2 separate regions of the Homo sapiens genome follow, and region 2 is linked to region 1. The links are chromatin contacts, found by Hi-C or POLR2A ChIA-PET in ENCODE. All regions are on one chromosome and are shown on one strand. Each heading gives the region's core, a stretch centred on a gene start or an enhancer-like site at or near the end of the contact. The rest is flanking DNA. Distances are from core to core; before and after follow the strand shown. Region 1 overlaps PLEKHG7 (pleckstrin homology and RhoGEF domain containing G7). Region 2 overlaps EEA1 (early endosome antigen 1).

What was found. A loop is a pair of places that touch in the nucleus more often than their neighbours do. ChIA-PET counts read pairs that join two places held with the same protein, here RNA polymerase II (POLR2A). Pooled maps may share reads with other maps.
Region 2: POLR2A ChIA-PET joins it to region 1 with 11 read pairs in activated T-cell. The contact joins two enhancer-like sites. A Hi-C loop is called at or near these places in 1 of 50 pooled maps. POLR2A ChIA-PET finds 5 or more read pairs at or near these places in 2 of 52 experiments (BJ and activated T-cell).

What each region holds. Positions count from the first base shown.
Region 1 is chr12:92,767,897-92,772,355 of GRCh38, forward strand. PLEKHG7 (pleckstrin homology and RhoGEF domain containing G7) reads left to right here. Exons shown (of 17, transcript NM_001377329.1): 16 at 1,087-1,184; 17 at 2,192-4,459. The coding sequence ends at 2,299. EEA1 (early endosome antigen 1) reads right to left here. Exons shown (of 29, transcript NM_003566.4): 29 at 2,741-4,459. Among named protein-coding and RNA genes, the nearest start is that of PLEKHG7, 67 kb to the left of the region's middle. RefSeq lists a silencer at 1,343-1,543. Within about 2 kb of position 1,683, at least 2 of the 41 ENCODE cell types and tissues checked have a DNase peak (open chromatin) inside an H3K27ac peak, as active enhancers do.
Region 2 is chr12:92,869,070-92,873,481 of GRCh38, forward strand. All of the region lies in intron 2 of EEA1 (early endosome antigen 1), which reads right to left. Among named protein-coding and RNA genes, the nearest start is that of EEA1, 58 kb to the right of the region's middle. Within about 2 kb of position 1,787, at least 2 of the 41 ENCODE cell types and tissues checked have a DNase peak (open chromatin) inside an H3K27ac peak, as active enhancers do.

The DNA of each region.
Region 1 (4,459 bases), core at 433-2,932:
AAACACTGACTATAGAAAGAATGTATAGGGCGGGCGCGGTGGCTCATGCCTATAATCCTAGCACTTTGGGACGCCGAGGTTGGGTGGATCATGAGGTTAGGAGTTCGAGACCAGCCTGGCCAACAAAGTGAAACCCCCGTCTCGACTAAAAACACAAAAAAATTAGCCAGGCGTGGTGGCGGGCGCCTGTAATCCCAGCTACTCAGGAGGCTGAAGCAGGAGAACCATGTGAACCTGGGAGGCAGAGGTACAGTGAGCCGAGATCCCGCCACTGCACTCCAGCCCGGGCGACAGTGAGAGACTTCGTCTCAAGAAAAAAAAAAAAAGAGAGAAAAAAGAATGTGTAAGCTTCAGGACTGTGTTGTATTAATAATTCAAAGAAGAGACTTTCATTTTAAGCGCTCCTGCTATATTAGAAAAAGAAGTCTGCTCTCCCACTATCTTTTCTTTGAGGCCAGCTAGGAAATGACAGAACAGGCTTTCTTTTGCAAACACAGAAACCATGCCAATGTCTCTTTTTGTTTTGTTTTACATTTCACCCAGTTTGGTGGATGCTGGATTTTGAGTGGTTTTTGGCTTTTCTTGGCCTGAAGTATTCAGGTGGTTTTGTATTTTTGCCACATCTTAATTTGTTTATAAACCTTGGTTGGATGTGACTTCCCTTTAAACACAAAAATAAAATTTTTTAAAGGAGTGGTGAAGAACAAAGAAGAAAATATTATATTGTTTTGTATATTTTTATTATCTATATTTTCATACACAAAAAAATCTACCGCATATGTTTAGCTTGTTCTACGAGCAGGGGCCCCATTACCTAAGCCTTAGTTGCATTTCATCAAGTATCAGAAGTCATTAGCTAAGGAAGAAAGGGTTTTTATAGTAGAGTAGGCTTTATTTGGACATAGTGGTGGGGTCTTGGCATTGAAATAAAATTTAAAAAAAAATTATAAGCTAGATAAACCTCCCACCCTCGTTAAAACAGAAACAAGCCAAATAGAAAACAAACCCCAGATTCTTGTACTAAGAAATTGTTTGGATTTCATATGAAATGATTTGGCTTTTTGTCTTTGTAATATCTTTTTCTAGTCTTTGGGCTGAGAAATGCTTTTCTTATACAACACGAAAACAGATATCGACAGTGTATAGCAGCATTCTTATTACAAGCCCAAACGGAAAACATCAAAGTATGTATTTTAATTTTGTAGGTCTTTGATTCTTCAGAGTTTACATAAGCTCCCCCCAAGTGTCTTAAGTAACAGTGAATGGAAAGTTTTGTGTTTTTCTCTCACCCACTTGGGAAGGGCAGATTTGGGAGGAGGGGAGGGGTACATCTAGTCCATATAATGCTCAAAAGCCTCAGTATTGACAATTTCCTCACACTTGTGGGGTTGAGGAACAATTTCCTCACACTTGCGGGGTTGAGGAACAATTTCCTCACGCTTGCAGAGTTCTCCTGCAGAAGCTCAAGAACTGCCTGCGTTCTACAGTTTCTGTAGGAAATGGGGGAAGAATTGATTTGGATTGCATGATGAACCTTTAAGATGCTCCAATCAGTTTCCAAAGTGCATATAATAGGATATTAGCTTAAGGAGGGCCTGGCGCAATAATGATCCCTGTCAAGTCAGCTTGTCAACCTTTGAAAAACTGCCATTGTTTTTACAGCTATGGAGTTGAAAGAGCAGCTGCCTGACTCTGGTTTCTCTGTCTTAGAAGTTTCTATTTTTGTATTTCCCCTGGTAGGCTTTCATCATATCTACAATGTGGCCAGACAACAAATGCAATATTCAATTTCCTGGGTCACTGCCCTCAGTCTCTTTCAAGTTATACTACAGGTTAAGAACTTGTTTCCACAGAGAATAGAAATTCCAGCAATGCCACTTTCAAACTACATATATTCTCAGTGCTCATTTTTCTAATGAGTTATCATTGACTATTGTTTCTTGATTACTCATAACTGTTATCCAACATGCATACCATACTCATTTAGCCCATCTGCATTTTCCTGTAAGATTAGAAGTATTTATATTAGATGTAAGAAAGAAAATGGGAAACATATGCAAATGTTTCATTAGTCTTCAGTTTTAAAGAGCTGGTCAATAAATATAGCAGAAAATATTAGCCCAAATATGTGAGAAATTGTCAGCTTAACATTCTAATCTCTATTTATGTATTTTTTTCTTTTTTTCAACAGAAAACATGGATGGCACAAATAACAACTGCAATTTCTTGCTTTACCAAGAGTCAGGAAACCAAGAAAATATCTTTATTCACATTGCCCGCAGAATCCTCTGAAATTTAGGGACCTAAAACAAGTGGCATGTCTTTTTAGAAGATTATGGTTTAAGGTATAATTTCATTCAAAGTTTTGTAACACTTAGCTAGTGATAAGCTAGAAGGAAATTTGCATTTTAAAGAAGTTTCAGAATTTGAAATTTTGAGCTAGGAAAATCCTCAGTATAGAGGAATAATGACTGCAACAAATTTGAACTCTGAGGAATTTCTTGACAAATATATACTGACATCCAGATTACCTTCTAATGCTTCCGTCAGGTTTGTAAGAGGTGTGAGTGAAGAAAGGTGCTAATTTGTAAAGGGTGAATGATCAGATAAATGGAGTATCAGAAGGAAAACAATGTCCACTGCTTATGTCCAATATGAACTCCAGCATCTTACTCTGTATCCATAAAATAATGAAACCAATTTTCCTTCATGGCCTGTCAATCAGTCTTAACCGCTTTATAGTCCTACCTCAAACATAATGATAAATCTTTAGATACAAAGCTTGATTGTTCTTTTAATATACAAAGCAATAAATAGGGACTACATTTAAGTAGCAGTTTTAAAATTCCTATTCTCAAACTCATCTCAGGTATATAGTACTCTAACGTGGAAGTAGAAAATCCCAAAGACTAAATTCCATTACTTTAAGATAGGAAGAAAAAAAAAATCTGGCTTTCACCAGTTAACACTTTTGCATGGCTTTTCTTGGCCTGTTGTGAAGTGTACAGATTTTCATAGACATAGTAAGGTATCTGTCTCTTAACTTTATTTTTTGAAGAATGATGGTGTTTGCCATAAAAATACTTTCTGGTTTTGATTGGTGTGTGTGTGTGTGTGTGTGTGTGTTAGCACAGTACAGTCACTTAATTTTATTTGGCAGGACTTCAAATTTCTTCAGAATTTTTATCATGAAAGGCAGTTTGAATAATTATTATCATGGCAGGATATATACTATTAACTACATTCAAGGAACTAGTTCTTAGGGTCAGATTATTGCATCAAAGGGAAGTCCACAAACTTCCATTTCAGAATCGTACCTTTTGCAATTTGCAAAGTGAAAGTAGTAAATTTATCAAATTTGGCTGCAAGACAACTGAAGCCTTAGCTGATTTTGTTAAGCTGAAGAATGGGGTAGAGAGGATAATGTTTGGGCAAGTCATGTGCCCAGTAATTCCTTGAGGAAGGTGAAATTTCACTATGCAAACAAAGCAGTAAAGACAAGTGCAGCAGAAAGGCTTTTGTACAAGGCAAGCACTATTAGAATGGAGACTAATAACCTCTTTATAATAATGTCAGAAATTTAATAGAAGAAAAAAAGGAAAATCTGGAGGACAGTAACTATTGTTAATAGCTAAGAATAAATGAGGTGGAGGGGAGAAAAAGGGGAGAATAGACTTCAAGCTTCAAGTGAATTCCTAGAGATGGCATCTGGATGGGACTGAAAGCAGTTATGTCCAGGAGAATACAATATAGATTATGCAAGAGAAGATTTTATAAAGAAATTTCTGGTTAAAAAAAATTTTTACATTAACAATCATCTTGCAAATGTTTAGATATAAACTAACCTCGGAGGTGAGCAGTGGACTAGGATGAGGTGGCCTCTCAAATTCCTTTAGTCCCATGAATCCAGCAACCACAGACTTACATGTATAAAGGTAGTTTTCTCCCTCTGAATCTCATTAAAGGGAGAGACAGACTGACTAAATTAACAAAATATATAAAACAGCTCAAGAATATGCTGTACATAAACTGGAATTCTATAAAGCTCACAAAGTAACATGTCTAATATACAATATATTAGATGTTTGAGGATATGCACATTAAACTCTTTGGAGGGTTTAGAATGAAGCACATTCGAATGAAGGGATCACGGGGGTCAGAACAAAAACCATTCTAGAACCGTGGCTCCCAGGAAGAAAAAATAGCAAAAAACAATGGCACATTGGGCCTTCCAAAAAGTATCTTTGGGGAGGGGAGGGAGAAAAATAAATAAATAAATAAATAAATAATGTTTTAAGTATCTTTAAATGGTCATCTGGGTATTAAATGCAGACACACAATGAAATAAGGGGTTAATTACATATTTTTTATATTTGTTTTTAGTTTTGTTAATTCTCTACAATATTAAATGGAATGTCTAAGGCAAAATGGCATTAATAATTTCTCTTGAGATCAGGAA
Region 2 (4,412 bases), core at 537-3,036, 100 kb after region 1:
GTGCCTCAGGGATGTCCCATGAACAGATCGCATGACCTTTAGTTCATGGACTTTGAAAACCAATTTGATATAAGAGACTCCTCTATTTTTTTCTAAATGATGTCCAAGGGGATCGAGGTTGCTAGATAGATAAATTCCAGAGAAAGGCTGTTAGCTAACAATAACACACTAAAACTAGCCAGCTACATTTATTTCCCTTAGTCATTTCAAATTTGTCACCAACTTCCAAAAAACACAATTTACTTAAGATTTAAAACAATATATTCAATACTTCCAGAGTTTGGTTATCTGTAATCCTTTCTCATATCCACTGCAACTAAGAACTTACCTTAACTGGAACTTAAGGTACTCCTGTTGTACCAAGTATCCTTTTAGTTAAAAGAAAAAGCCCTGGCCGGGCGCAGTTGTTCACGCCCATAATCCCAGCACTTTGGGAGGCCAAGGCAGGCCGATGACTTGAGGCCAGGAGTTCTAGACTACCCTAGCCAACATGGTGAAACCCCATCTCTACTTAAAAAAAAAAAAAAATACAAAAAATTAGCTGGGCATGCTGATGCACCCTTGTAGTCCCAGCTACTCGGGAGGCTGAGGCAGAACTGTTTGAACCTGGGAGGTGGAGGTTGCAGTGAGCCAAAATTGCACCACTGCACTCCAGCCTGGGTGACACAGTGAGATTCTGCCTCAAAAAAAAAAAAAAAAAAAAAAAAAAAAAAAAAAAAGGAAAGCCCTTATTTTAAGTGCAGAGTAGGTGAGATTATTACTTTTGATTTTGGCTAGTCCATCAAGAAGAAAAGTTGACCCACAAGGTCCAGAAGGATAACATGTGATAAAATGCTAACCAGATTTTCAAGAATCTTTTATGCCTCCAGCTTTGCTTGCACTGCTTCAGCCAGTTTAACTGGTATCATCCTACATGCACCCATTTTCTCCACCACAGTTAAAATCTCTGGTTTAACTGTCCTCCTATAAAGTTTTTCCTGAGTTCCTCTTATGCTGAATTAGCCACTGCACTTTTTGCAAATAATACCTATCATAGAAACCTCCTGGGGTAGAGATTGTACCTTATTCACCTATTATCTCCCTCACCTGCCAAAATATCTGCCACATAAAAGGTACTCCATTAATGTGTCAAATAACTAAATGTTGTTAAGAATCCTTTCTTATATACATAATTACCTCATAGAAAAAAGTAATTTTTGGTCTTTCTGGTGCAAAAGGTTGCATTATTTTATAAGATTTATAAAATATTTTTTAAAAGCTATGTTTCCTTTGTTTTTGGAATACCATAGTGATTTTCAAAGAAAACACATTATCAGGATCATCTGAGAAATTCTTTTCAGCCTGAAAATGGGCAGCGCTTCCCCTAACTTGCTCCCCTCCTCAGCCTTTGTTACGTGCAGCCTCAGATACTGGGAAATACTGAGAAATATTTTCGGACTGATCCACTGTTACTTATGAGAGTATGTCATTCTGTCACCTTCCTCAAGTCTAGGGGTGTTAAAACAAAAATTGAGACAGTCTGAGATTCAAGTTCTAACGCTGTATATTTTCCTGAATAGGGACAATAACTGTTTATATGCAAAGTCTTTTTCCTTTTTTTTTTTTGGCGGTGGTGGGGCAGGGACGGGACAGAGTCTCACTCTGTTGCCCAGGCTGGAGTGCACAGGCATGATCTCGGCTCACTACAACCCCTGCCTCCCATGTTCAAGCGATTCTTGTGCCTCAGCCTTCCCTGTAGCTAGAATTACAGGCACATGCCACCACACCCAGCTAGTTTTTGTATTTTTAGTAGAGACAGGGTTTCACCATGTTGGCCAGGCTGGTCTCAAACTCCTGACCTCAGTGGTCAGGCTGGTCTCAAACTCCTGACCTCAAGTGATCTGCCCACCTCAGCCTCCCAAAGTGCTAGGATTACAGGCGTGAGCCACAGTGCCCAGCCTCAAAGTCCTTTTTCTAAGTAAGAGCAAAGTATTTTATACTAAAGCATTTTAATACATCCATTAATGAAACATTAACAAAATAATAAAAATATAACTTACCAATGTTGGAATAATATTCACTTAATATTTTGATTTCATGGCAAAATTGATACAAAATATTAACTTAAATTTCTGTATTTATTTACAAATTCACAAAAAGACAGCTGCAAACAGGAAGAGAAACCACGCAGACTTCCCAAGAGCCTCTTTTCCTTATTGAAACTTCCTTTAAGCATGCATAATTAAAGCAATCCATATTCCCTTGTAGCATAAAAAGTTAAGCAACACCGAGGCAAGGAAAAACCAGCTATTTTGAGCAACCCAAAACCAAGCTGCTAAAACAAAATATACAGGACCCACAGTAACACTGGAGTCATTAAGAAGTTCCTGTCCTCTTGTTTCATTTTCATCGTGCACTTTCTGGTAATGCTCCAATAAATCAATAGCAGTTATACATCTTTTCATACATAAGGGGCAGATGAAACCCTGTGAAATAACAACTTTTAGAAAAATATACAGAAAAATATTTTTATAAAACAAGACAATGCAAATAGAAATAACAAGAAAATAACTAGTGTATCTCTTCTGGTATACGTAAGGAAAATTTTCAAGTGGTAACTGTACAAAAGGTGAAAATCTATCCAAAGTAGGACTTCTAAAATTAGTTCCCATCCTTATGCTATAAATTTGCATTGGTTCAATTCCTTTTCATTATGGTATCCAGTTGCTTCAGTTAGAATATTATTTTGTTTATGACACTTTTAAAAAATTCTTTCTGCTTATGATACTTTGTCCTTACCTATGTAAGACCTATTATCGGCAAGTTAGCTTTTATTTTATTTATTTATTTATGAGACAGTTTCACTCTGTTGCCCAAGCTGTAGTGCAATGGTGCCATCTCAGCTCACTGCCATCTCCGCCTCCGGGGTTCAAGGGGTTCTTGTGCCTCAGCCTCCCGAGTAGCTGGGACTACAGGCGCGTACCACCAGGCCCAGCTAATTTTTTTTTTTTTTTTTTTGAGACGGAGTCTCACTCTGTCGCCCAGGCTGGAGTGCAGTGGCACGATCTTGGCTCACTGCAACCTCCTCCTCCCAGGTTCAAGCAATTCTCCTGCCTCGGCCTCCTGAGTAGCTGAGACTACAGGCATGTGCCACCACACCTGGCCAATTTTTGTATTTTTAGTAGAAATGGGGTTTCACCATGTTGGCCAGGCTGGTCTCCAACTCCTAACCTGAGAAGATCTGTCTGCCTCGGCCTCCCAAGGTACTGGGATTACAGGCGTGGGCCACCACGCCCAGCCGAGATCAAGAAATTACTGGCAAGTATAACAAATACTTTTATGTCATATAATGTGTTCAACAAAGAAGTTCTCTTTGAAAGTAATTTAATGAAAGTAATTTTTAGTCTTTACTATATTCCACTAGGTTGAGATCCCATTCTTCCCCACACCCATAATTCCCAGCAGATGATTCTTCCTTGTAATTTTCTGAGCCAAATAAAACCATCTTCAAACAGTATTTTAAATTACATATACCTAACAATATCTATATTTTAAAATATGGGCTGTTATACTGATGTATGTATGGCTTGAGGTTTTGTCAAATAAGAATAATAGGATGAGGGGCTGGGCATGGTGGCTCATGCCTGCATCCCCAGCACTTTGGGAGGCCAAGGCAGGCAGATCACTTGAGGTCAGGAGTTCGAGACCAGTCTGGCCAACATGGTGAAACCCCATCTCTCCTAAAAATACAAAAATTAGCCAGGCATGGTGGTGTGCACCTGTAATCCCAGCTACTAGGGAGGCTCAGGCCAGAGAATGGCTTGAACCCGGGAGGGGGGAGGTTGCAGTGAGCCAAGATCACACCACTGCACTCCAGCCTGGGTGACAGAGTCAGACTCTGTCTCAAACAAAAAAAAGAATAATAGGATGAGAGACTAGAATTGAAAGCATCAGGGAGAAAGTAAATAAAATGAAGACAGCAATAAGCATGAAATGTTATAACATCATGAGTGTCAGTGTCAAAAATAGATGTGGACTTGGGTCTTGGGTCTCAACCAATGCCTGATTATATGACCTTAAGGAAATCACTTTGCTTTGCTTAAATGTCCTTATCTATAAAATGGGGCTAATACTAGCACCTATTCTTCTAGAGTTTTTGTGTATATAAAATACTAAATACAGTGCTTGAGATATTGTAAGTGCTCAACGAATATGAATTGTCATTAGATGTACGCTTAAAGATGAAAGGGAAAGACTGAGAGACTAGATGAAAAGATAGCAATTAAAAACCTAGATTACTCAGCAAGGCCAAGGAAATGAAGTAATGAGAATATGAAGAAGAAAGTTTGTGAAAGGATAGACAATTATAGTAAAGAATGGGGAGATATGACTTTAATATTTCAGGTGAAACTATTGTGCCTGATGATACAGTA